2 separate regions of the Homo sapiens genome follow, and region 2 is linked to region 1. A link is an interaction called in ENCODE POLR2A ChIA-PET data of the cell type or tissue named here. Cell type or tissue: OCI-LY7. All regions are shown on one strand. Links, peaks and the distances in the headings refer to the core of each region. The heading gives the core; the rest is flanking DNA. Region 1 has its middle 36 kb from the start of SNX10. Region 2 overlaps SNX10 (sorting nexin 10).

Region 1 (12,837 bases), core at 2,860-10,859:
GGCAGGGGCTGACCCCCCCACCTCCCTCCCGGACGGGGCGGCTGGCCGGGTGGGGGGCTGACCCCCCCACCTCCCTCCCAGACGGGGCGGCTGGCCGGGCAGAGGGGCTCCTCACTTCCCAGTAGGGACGGCCAGGCAGAGGCGCCCCTCACCTCCCGGACGGGGCGGCTGGCCCGGCAGGGGGCTGACCCCCCCACCTCCCTCCCGGACGGGGCGGCTGGCCGGGCAGAGGGGCTCCTCACTTCCCAGTAGGGGCGGCTGCCGGGCGGGGAGGCTCCTCACTTCTCAGACGGGGCGGCTGTGGGCGGAGGGGCTCCTCACTTCTCAGACGGGTCAGTTGCCAGTCAGAGGGTCTCCTCACTTCTCAGATGGGGCGGCCGGGTAGAGACGCTCTTCCCCTCCCAGACGGGGTCGCAGCCGGGCAGAGGTGCTCCTCACATCCCAGACGGGGCGGCGGGGCAGAGGCGCTCCCCACATCTCAGAAGATGGGCGGCCGGGCAGAGACGCTCCTCACTTCCTAGATGTGATGGCGGCCGGGAAGAGGCGCTCCTCACTTCCTAGATGGGATGGCGGCCGGGCAGAGATGCTCCTCACTTTCCAGACTGGGCAGCCAGGCAGAGGGGCTCCTCACATCCCAGACGATGGGTGGCCAGGCAGAGACGCTCCTCACTTCCCAGACGGGGTGGCGGCCGGGCAGAGGCTGCAATCTCGGCACTTTGGGAGGCCAAGGCAGGCGGCTGGGAGGTGGAGTTTGTAGCGAGTGGAGATCACGCCACTGCACTCCAGCCTGGGCACCATTGAGCACTGAGTGAACAAGACTCCGTCTGCAATCCCGGCACCTCGGGAGGCCGAGGCTGGCGGATCACTCGCGGTTAGGAGCTGGAGACCGGCCCGGCCAACACAGCGAAACCCCGTCTCCACCAAAAAAATACGAAAACCAGTCAGGCGTAGCAGTGCGCGCCTGCAATCGCAGGCACTGGGCAGGCTGAGGCAGGATAATCAGGCAGGGAGGCTGCAGTGAGCCGAGATGGCAGCAGTACAGTCCAGCTTCGGCTCGGCATCAGAGGGAGACCGTGGAAAGAGGGAGAGGGGAGACCGTGGAAAGGGGAGGGGGAGAGGGAGAGGGAGAGGGAGAGGGAGCTGGACTTGTTATTTAACTTCTCTGATCTTTATTTATAAGTAACCCATGTTAATGTCACTCTCTAAACTCAGATGTGCAAGAAATATCTTGACTTAAAAAAAAGTCAACAAACTAGCTTTTAGCTGAGCGTGGTGGTTCACACCTGTAAGTCCGGCACTTTGGGAGGCTGAGGCTGGTGGATCACTTGAGGTCAGGAGTTCCAGACCAGCCTGGCCAACATGGTGAAACTACATCTTTACTAAAAAATACAAAAATTAGCCAGGTGTAGTGTCGCATGCTTGTAGTCCCGGCTACTCAGGGGGCTGAAACATGAGAATCGCTTGAACCCGGGAGACGGAGGTTGCAGTGAGCTGAGATCGTACCACTGCACTCCAGCCTGGGGTGACAGAGTGAGACTCCATTTCAAAAAAAAAAAAGAAAGTAAAGAAGTAAAAGAATGGCTACTCTATAGACACAGTAAAAGAGTGAGACTCCATTTAAAAAAAAAATAAATAAGGCCGGGCACGGTGGCTCACGGCTGTAATCCCAGCACTTTGGGAGGCCGAGGCGGGTGTATCATGAGGTCAGGAGATCAAGACCATCCTGGCTAACACGGTGAAACCCCATCTCTACTAAAAATACCAAAAAAAAAATTAGCCGGGCGTGGTGGCAGGCACCTGTAGTCCCAGCTACTCGGGAGGCTGGGGCAGGAGAATGGCGTGAACCCGGGAGGCAGAGCTTGCAGTGAGCCGAGATCATGCCACTGCACTCCAGCCTGGACAACAGAGCAAGACTCTGTCTTAAAAAAAAAATTAAAAGACTTTAGGGACAAAATTCTTACTTTTATGTTATGTTATTTATTTATTTGTTTATTCTGAGACGGAGTCTTGCTCTTGTCGCCCAGGCTGGAATGCAATGGCACAATCTTGGCTCACTGCAACCTCCGCCTCCCAGGTTCAAGCGAGTCTACTGCCTCAGGCTCCGGAGTAGCTGGGATTACAGGCATGCACCACCATCCCCGGCTAATTTTTGTATTTTTAGTAGAGATGGGGTTTCACCATGTCGGCTAGGCTGGTCTGGAACTCCTGACCTCATGGTCTGCCTGCCTCGGCCTCCCAAAGTGCTGGGATTACAGGTGTGAGCCACCCCGCCAGGCCACAAAATTCTTAATTTTAAATGCTGCAGAATTTAAGAGCTTGTTTGGATTAATGCAGAACCCACAGCTCATTACTGAACAATCACTGAGTATTTGTGATCCAAATGCACAGGGAGTTATTCCTGAAAAAGCAATCAGCCTAGTGGGTGAGATTATGCCATGATAAGGTCTGTTTTGCCCTGAGAAGGGGACTGCCTAACTCTCCCTAATAAAATACCAAGCGAAGTACCCCAGATGAAGCAGCTAATATGTTTCTTATGCAAGCTTTGTTGGACTAGCTTTATGATAGCTCTGATATCCTCCCACCTAATATGTCTATCACCCAGGTCATGGTAAATTTGGAGGTTAAGGAGCCCTTTTTCATGGTGCCCCTCCCACAGAATTATAGGTCTGTTTGCCTTATCAAATCTGCTGCCCTCATAGGTCTTACAGATGCAACTCCCTGCTGGGAAACCAAACCCTTTTCACCAGAAAAGGTAAGATGGTCTGGGGATTAAAAAAGGCTTCCTGGGACCAGAACATAAACACATACAGGTTAATGGAATTATAAAATGTAAGATGTAAGATGTTTAAACAAGCTTTATGTAAGGTAGTTGTAACCTCTTTTACCTAAATGTCTTATGAAAGTGGGTGCTATACATAACTGAGGGATGTTCTCCTTTCTAGTATTATAAAACTGAAGACAGCCAGGCGCGGTGGCTCACGCCTGTAATCCCAGCGCTTTGGGAGGCTGAGGCGGGCGGATCACAAGGTCAGGAGATAGATACCATCTTGGTAAACACGGCGAAACCCTGTCTCTACTAAAAATACAAAAAATTAGCCAGGCATGGCGGCATGCACCTGTTAATCCCAGCTACTGAGAGGCTGAGGCAGGAGAATCGTTTGAACCTGGGAGGTGGAAGTTGCAGTGAGCCGAGATTGCACCACTGCACTCTAGCCTGGGCGACAGAGCGAGACTCTGTCTCAAAAAACAAACAAACAAACAAAACTGAAGACATGTAAATCTGCTTGTGTAAATTCTCCACTGCATAACCTTTTGTGTGGAGCATTTATTAGGACTCATGGCAAAAACTGTGAGTACTTTTCAATAACAACAACTGAGCTAGAGAAGTTCTACTTGATGGGGCATTTGCTGCCTTGCTATGGAGTATTAACTGAAGCTGCCCCTGTACTAATAGAAGTAATGTTTCCCAACAAGTTCCATGATAAATAAAAATGGTTTACGTGAAATTTTGCTACCTAATAAGCCAAGAGCCTTTGTCCTAAGGACTAATTGTGAGAAGCTGATAAATTCTATAGTGCCAAATAGCTCCTGTGTTTGTTTGAAAATGGCATTTCCAAGGTAAACAAACATCTTGTTTTAAAAGCTGATGCTCTAGTTAAAGGAGGGTCAGGAACATCTTTTCCTTTTAAGTTATTTGGGTAAAGTATGTTTAGGTAAGCAAATTTACCTTTCTGAGTTCTCCAAAATTCAGATTGTAATTTTATAACAGTATAGTTGTCTGCATGAGTTCAATAATAGTTAATTGTTTTAAGGGAAAAGTGTAATACTTAATACTAGATTTCAGCCCTAACTTTTTAAGTGTAGGTTAAATCATTATTTCTTGGATACAATAAATCTTTAGAAAGTACCAAATTATAATTTTTTCTTCAGATTTTTAGTTGGTTCCCTAATGGAATAGGTTCCTTTTTCTGTTTTAACATGCGAATTACTCTCATAACTGTCAAAACTATAAATGTTATTTATCTCTCCTTGTTTTACTTCCAAGGAAACCAAAATCATGGTATTCTGAAGACCAGAGATATGAGTCTCCCCCATTTGGCATCCCACTGGACCCCGATCTGTTTCGCTCCCAATTCTCCACTGCTAAAACTATACAAGCTGCCTCCCTCTAGGCCCAGGACTATCGCGGAAGACGTGGGCACATAAGATTTAAGAGCCAGTTTTGAGGGATAAAATTAGGAGAAGATCAAACTTCCAAATTAAGAAGGGGGTACAAAAAATGCCTAAACAGCTGGTAAAACAAGTTTAGTTGCCTTCTAAACTGTTATGTGTCACTTTTGCATACACCCCTACCACACAAAAATTTTCTGCTTACTATAAAATTTTAAAAATATATTTATTAATGGGGTAAAATACCTTTTAACAAAGCCTCCTGGTCATAATACTCCCAATTATAAGTTGTGAAGATAAATATATCTATACATATATACACATTTTTAATAATTTTTCAGAACAATGCTTATGTTTTGTATTGCTAGTTGCTGTAAGTCTGTAACAGAAACCAAGCTTACAGTAGCTCAACACATAGAAATTAAAAATAAGTTAGTCTTCTAACTTTGCATTTTGGTTTTATTGATGGCTTTTTCTTTCTTTTTGGGAGGGGGATGGGGTCTCGTTCTGTCACCCAGGCTGGAGTGCAATGGCGCAATCTCAGCTCACTGCAACCTCCACCTCCTGGGTTCAAGTGATTCTCCTGCCTCGGCCTCCCGAGTAGCTGGGATTACAGGCACCTGCTACCGCACCTGCCAAATTTTTTTTTTTTTTTTTTTTTTGAGATGGAGTCTCGCTCTGTCACCCAGGCTGGAGTGCAGTGGCACGATTTCGACTCACTGCAAGCTCACCTGGGTTCACGCCATTCTCCTGCCTCAGCCTCCCAAGTAGCTGGGACTACAGGCGCCTGCCACCATGCCCAGCTAATTTTTTGTACTTTTAGTAGAGACAGGGTTTCACCGTGTTAGCCAGAATGGTCTCGATCTCCTGACCTTGTGATCCGCCCGCCTTGGCCTCCCAAAATGCTGGGATTATAGGCATGAGCCACTGCACCCGGCCTAATTTTTGTATTTTTAATAGAGTCGGGGTTTCACCATCTTGGCCAGGCTGGTCTCAAACTCCTGACCTCGTGATCCACCCACCTCGGCCTCCCAAAGTACTGTGATTTTTTAACTTAAAATAATATTAGGAAGTAATGAATGCCTGTCCACATTCATTCCTATCTGGCCTGGAACAATTAATTGGCTGTAAGACTTCTGACTCTTTTTTTTTTTTTTTTTTTTTAAGTCTTTTGACTCTTAAAGCCCTCGGCCATAGGGAATCCTGCAGAGGAAAAACTGACACTGTGGAATTATGTGACTTCTCCTATGACAAAACCTTTTCTCTCCCAAATACCAGTATATGGTGCAATACAAAAGTGGTGGGAAAAAGAGATTTGTCTACTGTTAACAAGTCTGTAACAATTTAGACACTAAGGACCAGGCATTTTTTGCATTTAATTTATACCCTCCTCAGGATGCTATACCTATGGAGATAAATTGGCCGGAAGAGAGATTAAACTTATTAAATTATAATTTAATTTTGGTCCCACGATTTTCAAGTAAGATTTATCACAAGGTCCAAATAATCCTTGATAAGGACAATAAACACATTGTGAGTCTGATCAAAGAATATGATGATGCACAGGGGTTTTCTTCTGGCTGACTGGATTGTTTACTGCCCTCTGATTCTACCTATAACCTTGAATGTCCAAACCTTCACTATCTTTATGATATTTGTTACTGTATTAACATTAGACATTTCTTGTAAATGTTATGGCAGATACAGCGGAAGGAAAAGGCAAATTTAAAGACCTGAATCATGATCGCTTAGAAAATAGATCTGATCCAGAATTTTTTTAGACTAAACCCTAAGCCTGACTCCATCTCACCCCTTAAACAATTGGCTATTACATCGGGTTAGGCCATATCCTCCCACCATGATCCAAATCACTAATATTTAAAACTATTACCATCAAATCAGAGAACTCTAGGAACAAGCCTTTGTAGCACTGTGGGTCCCTGCCAGATTGCCAAATCAGACACTAATTTAGCCGGGCATGGCAGTGTGCACCTGTAATCCCAGCTACTCGGGAGGCTGAGACAGGAGAATTGCTTGAACCCGGGAGGCGGAGGTTTCAGTGAGCCAAGATGGCACCACTGCACTCCAGCCTGGGTGACAGAGCGAGACTCCGTCTCAGAAAAAAAAAAGAAACAATTTACAACCTGCTCTCTCTCTGAAGTCTGCTATCTGAGAGCTTCCTCTGCACAATAAAACTTGGTCTCCACAATATCTTAACCTGAACATTCCTTTCTATCAATCCCAGGTCTTTAGACAAACTCAAGCAATTGTCAACCAGAAAAATGTTTAAATTTAGCTATAGCCTGGAAGCCCCCTGCTTTGAATTGTCCCGCCTTTGTGAACAAAACCAATGTATTTCTTGAGTATTTGATTGATGTCTCATGCCTCCTTGAAATGTATAAAACCAAGCTGTGCCCGACCACGTTGGGAACATGTTCTCAGGACCTCTTAAGGACTGTGTCACGGGCCGTGCCATTCATATTTGACTCAGAATAAATCTCTTAAAATATTTTACAGAGTTTGACTCTTTTCGTCGAGAAGGACCACCCACCAAAGTGAGAGCTGGGGCTGGTGAATTCATTTAGAGGCAGGAACTTGCCTCCCCACTCTAAGTTCGAGGCGGAATGAACTACTGTGACAGGGTAATTTTTTAAAGGATCAATTCATATTCTTTTTTCCTTCCCCTTTGTCTTTTTCTCCCCTTCCTTTTTCTCCCATTCAAGCAAAAATCAGAAATATTGCATCTCCTAGCTTTGGCTTCCAAAACCCTCCATTGAGATTAAGCTAGGTGTGAAACATTAAGAGGAAGTATGACCCTTAAGAATGCATTTGGGGCCAGGCACGGTGGCTCATGCCTGTAATCCCAGCACTTTGGGAGGCCAAGGTGTGAGGATCACAAGGTCAGGAGTTTGAGACCGGCCTGGCCAACATAGTGAAACCCCATCTCTACTAAAAATACAAAAATGAGCTGGGTGGGGTGGCACACGCCTGTGGTCCCAGCTACTCGGGAGGCTGAGGGAGGAGAATAGCTTGAACCCAGGAGGCAGAGGTTGCAGTGAGCTGGCACTACGCCATTGCACTCCAGCCTGGGTGACAGAATGAGAGTCCGTCTCAAAAAAAAAAAAAAAGAATGCATTTGGAGGCCAGGTGTGGTGGCTCACGCCTGTAATCCCAGCACTTTAGCAGGCCAAGGCAGGCGGATCACTTGAGGTCAGGAGTTCGAGACCAGCCTGGCCAACATGTTGAAACACTGTCTCTATTAAAAATACAAAAATTAGCCAGGCATAGTGGCGGGTGCCTGTAATCCCAGCTACTGGGGAGGCTGAGGTGGGAGAATTGCTTGAACCCGGGGGTGGAGGTTGCAATCTCTGTCCAAGATTGTGCCACTGCACTCCAGCCTGGGCAACAAAGCATGACTCCATCTCCAAAGAAAAAAAAAAAAAGCATTTGGGCCGGGCTGGGCGTGGTGGCTTATGCCTATAATCCCAGCATTTTGGGAGGCCAAGGCGAGAAGATCACTGGAGCCCAGGAGCTCAAGACCAGGCAACATAAGGAGACTCCGTCGCTACGAGAAAATACAAAATTTAGCCAGGGAGCATGGTGCATGCGTGTAGTCCCAGCTACTTGGGAGGCTTAGGTGGGAGGATCCCTTGAGCCAAGGAGTTTCAGACTGCCGTGATCATACCACTGCGCTCTAGTCTGGGCAACAGAGAAAGACCCTGTCTTGAAAAAAAAAAAGTGTATTTCACTCTCACATAAAAACTGAGAGGTGGTCACTGCAGTGTTGTTCAGGGAACCAGGATTTTATTTTTTTGCTCTGCTGTGTGTGGCTTCTGATTTCAAGATCACTGCATGGTGCAAGACAACTTTCCTACATGGCAGGCATCGTTCTAATCCCTCTTGTATGCATTATCTTGTAATACTCATAACAGCCCTGTGAGGTAAGTGCTATTATTACCTCCATTTTGCAGATAAGTCAGATAAATAACTTGTCAACCATCAAGTTTATGCTCTTAAACCATATTTTTAGAGATTATATCTCCCTATCCAGGAACCTGGCTCATGACTTACTCTGCATTTATTTAGGTCTCCTTTAATTTCTTGCACATCTTTTATTAAATTTATTAGTAGGTTCTCTATTTTGCTCTTGTTACTGATATCATTTGGGATATTATATTTTCTTTGAGGCTGATGAATCTAAAATGTAATTGAATTTTGTGTATTGACTTTATATCCAGCTATCTTACTAAGCTTATTAACTATAATAATTTGTCTAAAGGATTTTGAGTTTTCTATGTAAACATTTATATCATCTCTGAATAAAACCAGTTTTGTTTCTTCCTTTTCACTCCTAATACCTGCCCACCTCCCTTTTCTCCTTCTCCTCTCCTTTCCTTCCTCCCTCCCTTTCTTGTCTTACTGCATTGGTTACAAGCTCTAGAAATGAGAACAGTGAGCATCCTCTTCTTGATCCTGGTTTTTAAAGAGAAAGTTTCTAAAGTTTTACTAAGAATGATGTTTACTATAGGTTTTTGTAGATAGTCTTTATTTGGCTAACAAGAATTGCTCTCTAGTCTTGGTTTGCTAAGGGTTTTTCCATAAACGCTTTTCCTACAACTATTGAGAATGTGTTTTTTTCTTTAATCTATTAATGTAATAAATTACATTTACAAAAATTTTTAGTGTTAGATGAAATATATTTCAGGGATAAAGTGAACTTAAGTTGTAGTATCTTTTCTATGTTTTGTTGCATTCAGTTTTGAAACTAAACAAAAACTAATATTTTGTTTAGTTTCACACCTATGTTTACGAGTGGGATTAGTCTGTAATTTTCATTTTTTATATTATCCATATCTAGTTTAGGTATCAAGATCACACTAGCCTCATAGACTAAATTGAGGACTGTTTCTTCTTTTTATATCCTTTGGAAGCCTTGTATTAAATTGGAATTATCTGTTCCTTGAAAGGTTAGAAAAATTTTCTTGTAGGCATGGTGATTTATTTTTAAACATTATCTTAATTTTTTATTTTTAAATAATTTCAGCTTATAGAAAACTTACAAGTACACTACAAAGAACTCCCATAAAATTTTCATTCAGATGACCCAATTATTGACGTTCTATCACATTTGTCTTATTATTCTATCTCTCTCTCAAGACACATACACACACAAATGCTTTTTTTTTTTTTTTTTTTTTTTTTTGAGATGGAGTTTCGCTCTTGTTGCCCAGGCTGGAGTGCAATGGCGTGCTCTTGGCTCACCACAACCTCCGCTTCCCGGGTTCAAGTGAATCTCCTGCCTCAGCCTCCCAAGTAGCTGGGATTACAGGCATGTGCCACCATGCCCGGCTAATTTTGTATTTTTAGTAGAAACCAGGTTTCTCCATGTTGGTCAGGCTGGTCTTGAACTCCCGACCTCAGGTGATCCGCCCATCTCGGCCTCCCAAAGTGCTGGGATTACAGGCATGAGCCACTGCGCCTGGCCACACAGTTTTTTTTTTTTTTCTCTCTCTCTTTTTTTAAATAGAGATGGGGTCTCACTGTGTTACCCAGGATGGTCTTGAACTTCTGGGCTCAAGCTATCCTCCCACCTTGGCCTCTCAAAGTACTAGGATTACAGGCATGAGCCACTGAGCCCAGACTCTATTTTTCTGAACACTTTTAGAATAAATTGAGGATATGAAGTTCCATTACCCCGTAATACTTTCAGTGCATATTTCCTAAAATGAAAACCACTCTCCTAATTAACCACGTAATACTCACAAAATAAAGAAATAAACATATATATACACATATATATATACATATATATATATTTTGTTTGTTTGTTTTTTGTTTTTTTTTTTTGAGACGGAGTCTCGCTGTCGCCCAGGCTGGAGTGCAGTGGCGCGATCTCGGCTCACTGCAGGCTCCACCCCCTGGGGTTCACGCCATTCTCTTGACTCAGCCTCCGGAGTAGCTGGGACTACAGGCGCCCGCCACCTCGCCCGGCTAATTTTTGTATTTTTAGTAGAGACGGGGTTTCACCGTGTTAGCCAGGATGGTCTCCATTTCCTGACCTCGTGATCTGCCCGCCTCGGCCTCCCAAAGTGCTAGGATTACAGGCGTGAGCCACTGCGCCCGGCCAGATATTACATTTTCATTTATCCACAGAACTCATTCAAATTTCACCAGTCATCCTAATGATGTCATTTATAGGTCTGGGGTCCAATCCAAGGTTGAATTGCACGTACTTATTCTGCCTCTTTAGTCTTTCCAATTTGGCACAGTTCCTCAGGCTTTCATGTCTTTCATGACCTTGACATTTTTAAAAAGAACAGTTTAGTTATATTGTAGATTGTTCTGAAATTTAGGCTTACCTGATAATTTCTTATGATTAGATTCAATCTATGCATTTTTGGCGAAAAACACACAGTGATAGGTTTTCCTGCCACACATCAGAAAGCACATAGTGATTTGTCCCATTACTGTTTTTGTTGTTTTTTTTTTTTTGAGACTGAGTCTCACTCTTATTGCCCAGGCTGGAGTGCAATGGCATGATCTTGGCTCACTGCAACCTCCGCCTCCGGGGTTCAAGTGATTCTCCTGCCTCAGCGGCATGAGTAGCTGGGATTACAGGCACCTGCCGCCAAGCCTGGCTAATTTTTGTATTTTTAGTAGAGACGGGGTTTCACCATGTTGGCCAGGCTGGTCTCGAACTCCTGACCTCAGGTGATCTCCCCACCTCAGCCTCCCAAAGTGCTGGGATTACAGGCATGAGCCACCGCGCCCAGCTGTGACATTAACTTTTATCCATTGGTTTAGATAATGTCTCTCTTTTTTCATCACTGTAAGTGAAACAGTATTTTGTACTATTAATAATAAATGATTATTTTTGTGATACTTTAGACTACATAAATGTCCTGTTCCTCATCCAATTTATATCCACAAATTTCAGGATTTATTGGTGATTCCTGTCTGAATCATTTATTATTATTATGGTGGTTGCCAATTGGTGATTTTTTTTCTATTCTTTTCTTTTTCTAGAGACAGGGTCTCACTCTCTTGCACAGGCCGAAGTGCAGTGGTGTGATTATAGCTCACTGCGGCCTCCAATCTCTGGGCTCAAGCAATGCTCCCACCTCAGCCTCCCAAGTAGCTGGGAGAACAGTCGTGCACCATTGCCATGATCTCTTCTTATAAAGCCACTAGGTCCCTTCCCATGATAATCCATTAATCTGTGAATGAACTAATCCATTCACGAGGGCAGAGCTCTCATGATCCAATCATCTCTTAAAGGCCCCACCTCTAAATACTGCCAATATTGCCAGATTGAGGACCTTTCTTTTTTCTTTCTCTTTCTTTCTCTCTCTTTATTTCCTTTCCTTTCCTTTTTTTGTTTCTTTTTTTTTTTTTTTTTTTTGAGAACAGGACCTCACTGTTGCCCAGGCTGGAATGCAGTGGTGCGATCTCGGGTCACTGCAACCTCCGCCTCCCAGGTTCAAGCAATTCTCCCACCTCAGCCTCCCCAGTAGCTGGGAATACAGGCTACTGTATAATTTTTTATATTTTTGGTAGAGATGGGGTTTCACCATATTGGGTAGGCTGGTCTCGAACTCCTGACCATAAGGTTCTTGTATTGGTTCGAACCCTGAAAGTATGCCAATAGACAACACGAGGCGGTGTGGAGCAACATGCTGTTTTAATGAGCGCCTGGGTGCAGGCAGGCTGAGGCCTAAAATGGCGTCATCCTGAGGTGAGGTTTTATAGTCTCTTGTAAACAGGAAGTGTCCTAGTCTGACGTTACTGCTACGTTGTACACAGATGGCCTCTTTCTGGATCTTCAGGGGTACGTGTCTTCCTGCCGGCTTTCTTCCTGCTTCTGCTACCTTGCTGGCGCACGCTGCTGGCACAAGTAGCCTTGCACCTTGGGACTGGGCCTGAGAAGGGAGGAGTCATTCATCTCCTTTAGCTTGCAGGCCCCAGAGAGAATCTTACATTCCTATTTGGTTATAGAAAAGGGAAAAGGGACGACTTTCTCAATAACTACTTCAGGTGTGACATAGGGGTGGAGTGGGCACCTTGGAAAAAGAAAAACCTAATTTTTGGGGTATTCTTGAGAGACGGGTTATCCATCGTGTCGTTGTAGCAGGAGCATCGTCTGGATTGTCTGGCGGTTAACTGTACTTTCAACAAGAGTTTTAATGGCTTTTAGCTTTTATTATCAGTGGGATAACACAGGGGAGAAACAGAAGGAGCCCAATGATGAAGATTACTGTCCCTACCAGTGCTTTAAATCCTCCTAAATGAGAGAACCACCCTCCTAGAAGGTTTGTTGGGTCTCATCCCTTCCAGGTTTGGACTGGTACATGGGCTACTTTTCTGATGTTTGAAGCGATTTCTAGAACCGCTTTTCTATTATCGCCTATGTTAAGACAGCAGTTAGAGATATTAAATTTACCACAGACTCCACTCTCTGGAGTTTTTGTATTTTTAGTGGAGATGGGGTTCCACCATGTTGGCCAGGGTGGTCTTGATCTCCTGACCTTGTGATCTGCTAATAAGTAGTTTAGTGCTAGCCCGTTTTAATAAATTGCCGTGCACATTTGGTTTTGTTGTTGCGCGAGCATTTCCGGGGCTGAGGCGGTTTGGTATTTCTAGAACAGCCTGTAGTCTAATTATTCTATT
Region 2 (12,837 bases), core at 1,809-9,808, 58 kb before region 1:
TCAACACTTAATTTTTGAAGCAGGGTTTGCGTTAGAAGAAAAACAAAATAAGAACTGCAGAGCAAATCCAAATGGGTTTTTTTTGTCTTTTTTCCTGGGTTTAGCTCAGCTGAAGATAAATCCAGATGGTCTAGAAGCAAGCTAAGCCCAGACCAATATGTTTGTAATGATATCAGATGCTGATAGACAAAAGCTTTACTGGCCTTCCGTCTCACTGAAATGTCTTTCCAACTCTGCCCATCTCTGAACATATCATTTATTTATAATGTATCCTCCCCTTGCTTCCAAATGGATTTGAAGCAGCTCCCAGATAGATTTAAGGCAACAAACAGTAGTTGACCTGAAAATGGCAAAGCAGTTAACATAGAAACTGAAGAACAGAAATGGCAAGAATGAGGAAGAAGTAAAAATGCTATTTTAAACATAAACTCCTAACATTTCATAAGTATATTTAATTTTCAGTTGTTATATACCAGAGTTCCTCAAGGAGGAGATAATAGCCTAGAAAGATACTGCTACAATATCTACGTCTACTGATTCAGTGAATAAATCTAAATTCAACAAGCTTCCCAATGCTTTTCAGACATGACATTGTTCACAAGCCACTCTTATGACCACAGAAGTACAATAAATCTCTTGACACAGACCTCCCTTCCTCCACTGACACAGGGGTTTGATCATCTCCAATAACTAGCTTGAAAGGCAGCATCAAAGTTTAGAGTTCAGGTTTGGAGTCATTCATATCTCGGTTCAAATCCCCAACTATGCCACTCATGGCTGTGTGACCTTGAACAAGTTACTTAACCTCTCCGAGAAAGCCTCAATATTCTCTTGGAGAAAAAGGGATCTCATGTGGAGAAAAAGTGACTCTTTCATACAGCTACTAGAAGGATTAAATCAGATAATGTACTTAAAGCACTTAGGAAGTATACAAGAAAAATTAAGTATACAAGAAAAATTAAGTATGGGCTGGGTGTAGTGGCTCATGCCTGTAATCCCAGCAATTTGGGAGGCCAAGGCAAACAGATCACTTGAGTCTCAAGTTCGAAAGCAGCCTGGGCAACATGGCAAAACCCCATGTGTACAATAAACACAAAAATTAGCGAAGCATTTTTTTCGGCAGGCACCTATAATCCCAGCTACCCGGGAGGCTAAGATGGGAAGACTGTTTGAGCCCAGGAGGCAGAGATTGCAGTGAGCCATGATCTCGCCATTGCACTCCAACCTGGGCAACAGAGTGAAACCCTGTCTCAAATAATAATAATAACAATAATAAATAAGTATGACCACTGGCTGAATTATTGGTACTTTTTTCTTCAAAATATAAGAACAATGGAAGGTGTAAAAAACGATATTATTCCAATAAAAAAGCTGGATTGGATATCTGCATATACATGTACATCTTCACAGACCAGAGAGACAAAAGCAAGACTCGCCTTTCTCAAAGGATGCACAAGGATCCCTGCACACTTAGCTATAAGAAATAACCACATATACCTGCAAACACTGTGGAAAAAAAAAATCACTGGGCAAATAGTGTACGGCTATTGGTACAGGAAATATGCGTTAGCCTGGCTATTCAAGATTGACTACCATCAGAAATGTAGGCGATGTGATCTAACATTTGCGTCTTAAAATTCTAGTATATTCTGGGCATACTCCAATTGCTTTCAAGTAAGCTCCATTCTGAATGTGTCTTCAAACCAACAGTCCCATAAAGGCCTTTCCCATATCCTAGATGCCGAAGACATTTGGCCTATTAGAAGATCACCATGAAAGCCGGGCGTGGTGGCTCACGTCTGTAATCCCAGCACTTTGAGAGGCCGAGGCAGGCAGATTATGAAGTCAGGAGTTCAAGACCAGCCTGGCCAATATGGTGAAACCCCATCTCTACTAAAAATAAAAAAATTAGCTGGGCGTGGTAGTATGTGCCTTTAATCTCAGCTATGCAGGAGGCTGAGGCAGGAGAATCGCTTGAACCCAAGAGGCAGAGGTTCCAGTGAGCCGAGATCGTGCCACTGCACTCCAGCCTGGGCAACAGAGTGAGACTCTGTCTCAAAAAAAAAAAAAAAAAAAAAGATCAAAGAAGATCACCATTAAATATTCAATATTCATTCAGGCTTCCATTTTTCCAAGTTAATTATTCCCAGGTATTTGGTGGCCCTTGCTACAGAGTAAGAGACTTAAATAAGTGTCTCTTCTAAGTTCCCAGTAAAATGAACAGAAAATGCCAACAGTAATAAAAACTGCCACTACTGATGACTATGTATCGGCCTTGTGCTGAGTATGTTGTATGTTGTTAATTCTCACAATCACCCATTTTACAGATGAAGATACTAAGGCTTAGAGAGGTAAAGTAACTTGTTCAAGGTCATCACCACAAAGTGACCAACGTGCTCAAGGGCAATGCTGGAATTCAAATCCATCTGTCACTAGTTAACCCTACTCACTTTTCAAATCTTGGTTACAATCTCACTACCCAGGGCGCTTGCTCTCACTCCCTCCAACAAGGTCAGCTCTCCCTAGGTAGCTTCCCTTGTACCATCATCTTCCTCTGTAACTCTTATCATAAGAATAAAAGATTATTCTGAGAATAAAAATATCATTACCCTTATTTGGGTAAATGCTGAATTAATGTCTGTGCCCCACCAAACCGTAAATTACAAATGGCATGGCTCCTCACTATTCTTGTTTATTTAGCATCTCCGGCCTCGATCTTGGTAGTATCAGGTATGTAACGCATACAGGAAATATGCATTAGCCTGGCTATTCAAGATTGACTACCATCAGAAATGTAGGCGATGTGATCTAACATTTGCATCTTAAAATTCTAGTATATTCTGGGCATACTCCAATTGCTTGGAGTTTTCCATACACATTCGCACAGACAGCATGAATAAATGGAGAAAAAAAGCGCCCAAAAATACTCAGCAGCTTAGGGCACTGCACTGATGAAGCATGGGCTGCCCAGTGTTCATCCTCCCTGGGCTCAAATCCTGCTAAGTGACCCTGGTCCACCTGCTTACCCTCTGTGCGCCTCGGTATCCTCATCTATAAAACAGTGATCAACAACAGAACCTAATTCTATATAATTATTACAAAGTACAAAGAAGTTAATATGTATAAAACACCTGGCCTAAAGCCTGGCTCATAACAAGCACATAGTAATTGCTGCCATTAATTATTATTATTAGGCTTAAAACCAAAAAACAGAACTACAGTTTGTCATTTGTTTTCCCCACTAGCACAAGCTCAGTGAAGATGAGTGTGGAAATGCCACAAGAGTTAAGGAACAGGTGCTTTCTTTCCCTCTGGTTACTTAATGCAAGGCAAACCCATTACGGTTAAAGGATAATGTAATCACACCAATGATTCATTGTTCCCATCCATAACCTTGGGTTTCTGGAAAATCCTGGGTTGCTGTCAGGTCTGAAATCATGTGATTCTAAGCCAATTTACTAATTAAGCTAGACCAAGAATCCAAAGTTGTCATCTGCTGCAAGGAAATGAGATCCCATTTTTTTTACTCTAGGTTTTTTGTTTTTTTTTTTTTTTTGAGACAGTCTCGCTCTGTCTCCCAGGCTGGAGTGCAGTGGTGCGATCTCGGCTCACTGCAAGCTCTGCCTCTGGGGTTCACGCCATTCTCCTGCCTCGGCCTCTCAAGTAGCTGGGACTACAGGCGCCTGCCACCACGCCCGGCTAGTTTTTGTATTTTGTTTAGTAGAGACGGGGTTTCACCATGTTAGCCAGGATGGTCTCGATCTCCTGACCTCGTGATCCACCCACCTCAGCCTCCCAAAGTGCTGGGATTACAGGAGTGAGCCATCGCGCCCAGCCAACTCTAGGTATAATTTTAAGCAAATAAGTTGCAAAAGATACCTTCTAAATACAAATTTGATAAAAATATAAAATCTCAAATTTGTCAGCTTCAATTTTATTTACATAAAAGAAAGCACCCCCTTTAAAACTGCTTTTCTAATAGAAAATATAAATTCACTTCATTTTGTATTATATTCGCTATCTTGCAGTTTTAAAACCCTATCAAGTATTTTGCAATTTTTTTTTTTTTGAGATGGAGTCTCACTCTGTCGCCCAGGCTAGAAGTGCAGTGGCGAAACCTCAGCTCACTGCAACCTCCGCCTCCTGGGTTCATGCCATTCTCCTGCCTCAGCCTCCCGAGTAGCTGGGATTACAGGCTCCCACCACCAGGCCCTGCTAATTTTTTGTATTTTTAGTAGAGACGGGGTTTCACCATGTTAGCCAGGATGGTCTCTATCTCCTGACCTTGTGATCCGCCCACCTCAGCCTTCCAAAGTGCTGGGATTACAGGCATGAGCCACCACACCCAGCCATATTTTGTGATTTTTAAAAAGCTATGACACTTTTGGGACAATGGGGATAGATTAATGTGACCCTGTTTATTAGATAATGTACTGTATAAAGTTAAATTTCCAGGATATGATAATGGCATTATAGTTATCTAGAAAAATGCCTTTCTTCCTAGGTTCAACTCTTGTAAACAAATATTTCTATGATCACATCTATAGGGTTTTCTGTGCACCCAAACATACAAATTCATTATTTACTCCTGACCAATCCAATTAATACATTTTGTTTAAATTGCTTTTCTGATTCATTTTGGTGGACTCTTTTCACTACATATGGCTTCTATTTTGATTCTTTTTCCTGCTATTTTAATCTGCTTTCTAGTCCCTTCCTTGGTTGTTTTTTTGTTTTGTTTTGAGACAGTCTCACTTGGTCACCCAGGCTGGAGTACAGTGGCACAATCTCAGTTCACTGCAACCTCTGCCTTTCGGGTTCAAGTGATTCTCATGCCTCAGCCTCCCGAGTAGCTGGGACTACAGGTGTGTGCCACTACACACAGCTAATCTTTGTATTTTCAGTAAAGACAGGGTTTCACCTGTTGGCCAGGCTGGTCTCAAACTCTGACCTCAAGTGATCCGCCCGCCTCAGCCTCCCAAAGTGCTGGGATTACAGGCATGAGCCACCACGCCTGGCCTGTTCTTTTTTCTTAAAATACTTTATGCAGAATCCCATGCAGTTCACAGGCTATATTCTTGATACTCAACTATGAAACTGAAAGCCACTAGAAAAAAAGGGAACTGCATATACTACGGAAATAGTTGCTAAATCTCAGCAAATTCACAAGTCAATATAACAACTAAAAGCCCAAGGGTTTCAGAGCAATGTGTTTTAAACAAGCCACACAGGACCCATATTATACTTAGTCATAATATAAAAATATTGCCAGTCTGGCTAACATGGTAAAACTCCATCTACTAAAAATTCAAAAAATTAGCCAGGCATGGTGACACACGCCTGTAATCCCAGCTACTCGGGAGGCTGAGGCAGGAGAATCGTTTGAATGGAGGCAGAGGTTGCAGTGAGCTGAGATACCACCACTGCACTCCAGCCTGGGCAACAGAGTGAGACTCCATCTCAAAAAAAAAAATTGAACAGTAGGCACATTATGTCCTTTACAAGAATGGACTACCCTTTGAAAATATATTGACAGACAAGCCATTTCAGTCTAACAAGATTAAAAAGGAATAACTTTTTTAAAAAGAAAATGGTATTTGTTACCTGTCAGAAATTCAGGTTCTTGGGCCAGGCGTGGCGGCTCACACCTGTAATCCCAGCACTTTGAAAGGAGACTGAGGTGGGAGGATCACCTGAGGTCAGGAGTTCGAGATCAGCCTGGCCAACATGGGGAAACCCCGTCTCTACTAAAAATACAAAAATTAGGTGGGGTAGTGGCATGTGCCTGTAGCCTCCCCAGCTACTCGGGAGGCTGAGACAGGAGAATCACTTGAACCCAGGAAGCGGAGGTTGCAGTGAGCCGAGATCGCGCCTCCACTGCACTTCAGCCTGGCGATAGAGTGAGTCTCCATCTCAGAAAAAGAAAAGAAAAAGAAAAAAGAAATTCAGGTTCTTCAGCACTCAGGATTTCATTACCAGTCTGATGACGGCTCAATTTCACATTTTTTTTTAATTATTATGCCACAAGGGAACAATGATCCTTAGGAGGAGAGAGAATGTGGGGACAAACAGGGGGTGGGGTTTTCTTACATGAATGTTCAGGAAAAGGACAGACTTTAGCCACACTCATTTGGCAGGGCCCCCAATTCGTCTAATGCCTAAATTATTTAACCCTTTGTTAACAGGCAGCCTTTAAAGGCATATCATTCCTCTGAATATTCTTTGCATAGAGTCCCAGATATAGTAGGTCCTCCCATGCTGGCAAAACAATCACAAAAAGCTCAGTTAAGCAAACTCAGCCAAAAAAGGTGCATCAGGTAGTGAAGCAACAGCATTGGGAAGAAAGACATCAGTTTACAGGTTCTAACAAGATCAGGAGTCCACTAGATTAATTAAGCAGCTCTAAAGATCTGCTGTACAACATTGCGCCTATGGCTAACAATACTGTATTATACACTGGAAAGTTTGTTAAGAGGGTAGGTCTCCTGGTGAGTATTCTAATCACAATAAAATGTTCTTTTTTTAAAAAGTGGGGGCAGGTATCTGCTAAATGGTTTTTAGTTAGCCTCGTTCTCTTTTTGTGGCTGTGTACTATTCCATGATGTGAATGCAACACACTTCATTTCACCAGCACCCACTGATAAGACATTCTCGTGCTACTATGAACAGTACGCAGTAAATACCTGCATGAGTAAATTTCTGTAAGTGGAATTGCTGGATCAAGCCATATCATCTGAATCATCAAGATATTGGCAAAGCAACGTATTTACAAATGAGTGGGTTGTTTTCCTGTATCTTCCCTAACATGATCCGTTTGCAAAATGTTTTATCTTTGTCAATCCTAGATAGGCAAAAAATGGCTTATTTCAATGTGATTTAATTAGTATTTTTTTTCAATTATGCATAAGAGCAAGCATTTTTCATGTGTTTAGGTGCCACTATTTTCTTTTTTTTGAGACGGAGTCTCACTCTGTCACCCAGGCTGGAGTGCAGTGGCGTGATCTCGGCTCACTGCAACCTCCGCCTCCCGGGTTCAAGCGATTCTCTTGCCTCAGCCTCTTGAGTAGCTGGGATTACAGGCAAGCGCCAACACGCCTGGCTAATTTTTGTATTTTTAGTAGAGACGGGGTTTCACCATATTGGCCAGGCTGGTCTCGAACGCCTGACCTTGTGATCCGACAGCCTCGGCCTCCCAAAGTGCTGGGATTACAGGCTTGAGCCACCATGCCCGGCACCACTATTTTCTTTTATACAAATTGTTTATGTCTTTCAATCATTTTCTTACAGAGTTCCTGTTCTTTTCCTTATTGGTTCATAGGAGTTCTTTTTGTATTAGGGAAGTTAATCCTTAATACATAACATAAAGTTCAAGTATATTTTTCTGGTTTGTAATCTGTTTGTTTTGCTTATGGTGGTTGCTATGCCAATACTTTTTATTAGATAATGAATTTTATGAAGGTTTTCCTTATGGCTTCCAGGCTTTGCACCATCCTTACAAAGACCACTCCTACTCCAAAGTTATAAAAATATTCTCCTTTAGATTTTTCTAGAGACCAGTCATCTGTGAACAGTGAAAAGTTCTGTTCCATGGTCATGAATTACATCCTTGCCATAATGTGCTATGGGCCATAATGTACAGAAACTAAATTTTTTTGAAGTAACTTTTGTTTTCTGATATTGTGTAATTTATAAAGCACTGTTCCATGACAGCTGACGAGGCAGGCAGTGCAAGACTTATTTGTCCTACTTTACCAGAGAAGTTAAATCACTGCCCAAAGCCACAGAGCCTGGTGCAGACACAAATGCAATGCCAGCTGTTCTCTTATCTCCTCGACACTGCCTCTCTCAACAAAAGGGCAACATCCACGTGCGTGAAAATCTTAAAGGATGTCTCCAAAGTCTTGTTCATACAATTTCAAAATAAAATAACTTTTCTATTCCAAAACAGTATTTATTTAAGTGGGCCACACAGTAATCCAATTAAACAGTGACTCAGCCTCAGAGGGCTGAGCCAATGTTCTCATCAATTGACAGAATTCCATGTTCCTATAGTGTGCCTCTATAACCCTTCAAAATTTAATTGAAAAGTAAGAGATGTAAATGTTCCCAGATGCCCATGGATTCTGTGAAGAGCTGTGTTTCTCAATTTGAAGAGATGGAAGGCAAGGTATGTCTAAATCACCAGGGGCTCTTTTCAACCCCACACACCCTGACAATTCCCTCCCCCCAGTGCAACAGCCCTACACTACAAGAGTATCTTATGCCTTCTCAAGTATGTCAATGATAGAAAAAAATTTTAAGCCACTGGCCAGGTGCAGTGGCACTTTTGGAGGCCGAGGCGGGAGAATCGCTTGAGCCCAGGGGCTCCAGACCAGCCTGGGCAATACAGTGAAACCCCCTCTCTACTAAAAATATTAAAAATTAGCCAGGCCTAGTGGCGCAAGCCTGTAGTCCCAGCTACTTGGGAGGCTAAGGCATGAGAATCCTTGAACCCGAGAGGCGGAGGTTGTACTGAGCTGAGATCCTGACACTGCATTCCAGCCTGGGCGACAGAGCGAGACCCTGTCTCAAAAATAAAAAGAAAAAGAATTTAATTTAAAAATGTTAAACCACTGTCCCAGATAACGGGGTATGCACTTACACAATCCCTATAAGCCTCGCCCCTTCGGTTCCCTGGCCACCCCCTCAGCCAAGCTCTTCTGTACACTCCAGGTGTCTTTTCACAGAGACCAGACTATTAATAGTTCCTCAGCTTGGCCAGGCACGGTGGCTCACGCCTGTAATCCCAGCACTTTGGGAGGCCGAGGTGGGCGGATCACGAGGTCCGGAGATTGAGACCATCCTGGCTAACACGGTGAAACGCCATCTCTACTAAAAATACAAAAAAATTAGCCAGCCGTGGTGGCAGGCGCCTGTAGTTCCAGCTACTCGGGAGGCTGAGACAGGAGAATGGCGTGAACCCCAGGAGGCGGAGCTTGCAGTGAGCCGAGATGGCGCCACTGCACTCCAGCCTGGGAGACAGAGCGAGACTCTGTCTCAAAAAAAAAAAAAAAATTGTTCCTCGCCAGATCCTTCCTCAGTCCCCTCGTGCTGCTGTACTCTCGACATTCTCCCCTTTCCACCTCCCCACCCCCAACTCACCAAGGTGGCTCCTTCCCAGCTTCAGATCTTGGTTTAAAGGCCACCTCCCCAAAGAGGGTTCCCTAACCACCCACTAAAGCAGACTCCCCTAGGAACTCTATCCTTTCATTTTCTCCTCGGACTTTGTCGCAGTCTATATTAATTTATTATTTATCTATTAATCTATTTTCTTGAGGATTATATGTCCTCTGAAAAGTCCCTTGAGGGCAGGGACCTTGCCCAATTATTTATGCTTTACAACTTTAGCACTTAGCACAGTGCCTGGCATATTGTCAGTGCCCAGAAAATATGCAGTATATTAAATTTGATTGAATGAGTTCCAGCTGGTTTTCTCCATTTCTGCATCTCCATCAAGTTTCTAAGCCGCCCAACCACCTGGGAAGGGAAGATGGGTTGACAGTCGCCCGCCTCTCGGGCCAGCCCACCTGTGAGCCCACTCATGGTTAATCATTCGTCTTGTGAGGAAAGAAAGCATTTAGCCAGCAACAACGCAGAGTGAAGTGGCCTCTGTTTTCTATCTTTCCTCCTAAACTAACTCCACTGGACTGTGGAGGATGAGACTGGGGAATAATGTTAAAATTATGCCATTAAAAATCCAAAATAGCAATAAGGCCAAAAAAAATTGTTTACTATGTCCCAGACACCGTGCAAAGCTTGCAACATGTATTATCTCATCTAATCCTGGTAAGGGCCCCAGAGGCCAGGTATCATTATTACTTCAATTTTGCAAATAAGGAAAAGGCACCTAAGGCTGTGCAGCTGATCAAGTGAAGAAGCCAGGATCGCGGCCCAGGCAGCCAGACTCAGAGGAGCCCTCACCCTCACCACAAGGTACCCCTACATCCAACAGGGCACCCAAGCATCCCCCTTAGAAATAAATGCTTAAAAGACAGCAGTGAGTGAAAAATACCAACCCAAAGTGAGTTACTAACGGCTCAAATGCTTTAGGGATGAAGGTTGGGGGTAGAGTTCTTCCCACATACATGAACCCGGGAGAAGCCAACAGCCGGATACCTGAAAAGACGTAATACTTATCTTCCGAAAAGAGGTAATACTGAGAAAAGTGCAGTGCATTCACTCGGCAGACCTGGTTAGGGTCACTAGCTATGAAGGGCCACCTAAGGCTAAGCAGAGGACAGTGGCAAGTCAGTCCAGTACATAATCACTGAGAACCGACTGGGTGAGCGTTCCAGGTTTGGTCCTGGTGAGGGATTTTTTTTTTTTTTTTGGATGATTAAGTAACACTCCTTGAGTTCTAATACCTAAAGATGTCAAGACTCAGATATGAAACAGGCCACTTCTAACGCAATGCTCACTGTGATGTGCCAGAAGAACTGCACTGATAGCAGGGCTAACCGGAAGAATGGAGGGGGAGGCTTCATGGAGAAGGCAAGGCTTGACTAGGTCTTGATGCTCGCATTAGGACAGGCAGAGAAAACAGGACCAGCCTGTGGTGATTAAGAGGCAGTAATGAGTTTGGGAGAAGTGAGGGGCCCAGTCCCCCATGAATGGAGGGCTGTGCTGGCAGAATATCACAAGGGGGTTTGTCTGAAGAGCTGTCTGAGAAACTCAAACTCAAAGCATTTTTTTTAATTCTCTTACTCAAAGACAATCGATCAACATAGAAGATTGCTGTGACCAAGTGTGTGGGGACTTCTTCCCACCAACAAGCAAGCAATCAATTCTGCAGTAGATACCAGCTGGGTGTCCTCCAACCCAGTTCAATTCTGACCCTACCTACCTGGGGACATTATCAGATCCCAGAGGTTGAGGCTCAGACCCAAATGACTGCCCCCACTTAAAGTGCCCATCTCAAGCCCCAGGCTGTTTCGCCTGTGCTTCTGACTCACTGGCTATAAACTGGGGATCCCATGACCTCCTCCTTGGGTTTGATTAATTTGCTAGAGCGGCTCACAAAACTTATTACTGGTTTATTATAAAGGATAGTACAAAGGACACAGATGGAGACGCACAGGACAAGGTATGGGTATGGAGCTCCCATACCTCCCCAGGTGCACCACCCCCCAGGAACCTCCACGTGTTCAGCCTTCCAGAAGCCCTCCAAACCCTGTCCTCTTGGGCCTTTTACACAGACTTCATTGAACAGGGATGACTGAAGCAGGGGCAACCATGCAGAAATATGATTGGACAAAAAGGACATGACCCAATACTAACAGACTGAGTGGGGAACCCAGAAAGGCCTGTCTGTTCAGATTCTTCTGGGCCGCTTGGTGCAACATTGCTTCCCCCAGGGTAAAGGGCAGAACCCCTCCTGAAATGAGGGTCTTATGATCTACAATCAGACAAGGTAAGTCTGAGAATTTCTTTATGGAAACACAGGGGAAGATTAGCCTTGGGGAGAAAAAGGAGCAGGTTGAAGGGAGAACAGGAGAAAGTCAGCAAGAGGTACTGTTTTCTGAGGCCTGCTTCTGAGGCCTAAAACACCCAAACACTGTAACAAGGGCTATGGGATTTATGGGCCAGGAACTGTGGACAAAACCAACATATATATCATAATATCACAGGCTGTGGTAAGCATTTTAGGATTGGGAAGTCCCTGAAGAACAAAAGGAGGAATTTGGACTTCTATCCTGTTGGAAGGCAGGGATGGAGTAAGTGGAAGCTTGACATGATGGCAGTGATTCATCTGGGATGGGTGTTGGAAGGATTGCCAGGGAGAGAAATTACAAGCCATGAGCTTCATCAAAAGACTGATGAAGGTAAACTACAGACTGTCCACTTTGGGTGATGATAATGTATCAGTGCAGGTTCATCAACTGTTACCAATGTACCCCCACGGTGCTGATGTTGATAATGGGAGAGGTGGGTTATGGGGAGCAGGGAAGCTCTGTACTTTCATTTTTGCTGTGAATCTAAAACTGCTCTAAAAAATAAAGACTATTAAAAAAAAAAAAAGAATGCTAGCCTGGGCAACATGGCAAAACCCCATCTCTGGAACAAAAACAAAAAAAAATGCAAAAATTAGCTGGGTTTCATGGCACGCACCCATAGTCCCAGCTACTCAGGAGGCTGAGGTTGGAGGATGGCTTGAGCCTGGGAGGCAGAGGTTGCAGCGAGCTGAGATCGTGCCACTACACTCCAGTCTGGGTGACAGAGTGAGATCCTGTCTCAAAGAATACAAATAAATGAATAAACAACAAGAAAAACTTGGACACAGGGCATGATTGAGAAAAGGGAGTCAAGGATGACTCACAGGCCGGGTGACTGGAAGAAGACTGGTGTTCCCAGAATGGGGAAGTTGGAAAAGGGGGGCTGTTTTGAGAGGTAAGAAAGAAACTGGAACATGTTAGGGTGTTGGGGACATCCAGACGGGAGAGACAGTCTTTAGGCGTCTGGAGAGCAGCTTGGGGCTGAGATAAGGAAAGGATACAGGGATGCAGATGAGAGAAAAAAATTCAACATTTAATGTTCTGCTTTTAAACAGAGAGAGAAATTCTCTTTTCTAAAGGAAAAGCATCGCAACTCACTGGAAATAACCCTCTTTCCTTCACGGTGCCTCTGTCATGAAGATCCACTGCTGAGGAGCAGTTTAGAGGGGAATGCCCCCCTAAAGTGAGCAGGATGAGCACAGTGAGTGGTAAAAGTAGTGTGAGGCATTTGACTCCAGACCACCTGGTTGTGAATTCACATTCTGCCCTTTCCCAAATTACTTCATCTCTGTGCTTCAGTGTTCTC

The links. Peaks named below come from ENCODE experiments on the same cell type or tissue, not always from the same donor. Only the 100,000 strongest peaks of a DNase experiment are listed, where the experiment ranks them.
Region 2: POLR2A ChIA-PET joins it to region 1 with 13 read pairs; 2 of 35 experiments call an interaction of 5 or more read pairs at or near these places.

The regions. Positions count from the first base shown.
Region 1 is chr7:26,249,532-26,262,368 of GRCh38, reverse strand. No RefSeq gene overlaps it. Among named protein-coding and RNA genes, the nearest start is that of SNX10, 36 kb to the left of the region's middle. In OCI-LY7, for the core only: no CTCF peak of the experiment used is centred there; no DNase peak of the experiment used is centred there.
Region 2 is chr7:26,306,901-26,319,737 of GRCh38, reverse strand. The region is part of intron 1 of SNX10 (sorting nexin 10); the gene reads right to left. Among named protein-coding and RNA genes, the nearest start is that of SNX10, 21 kb to the right of the region's middle. In OCI-LY7, for the core only: no CTCF peak of the experiment used is centred there; a DNase peak (open chromatin) is centred at 5,107; H3K4me3 peaks cover 1,031 bases; H3K27ac peaks cover 1,632 bases.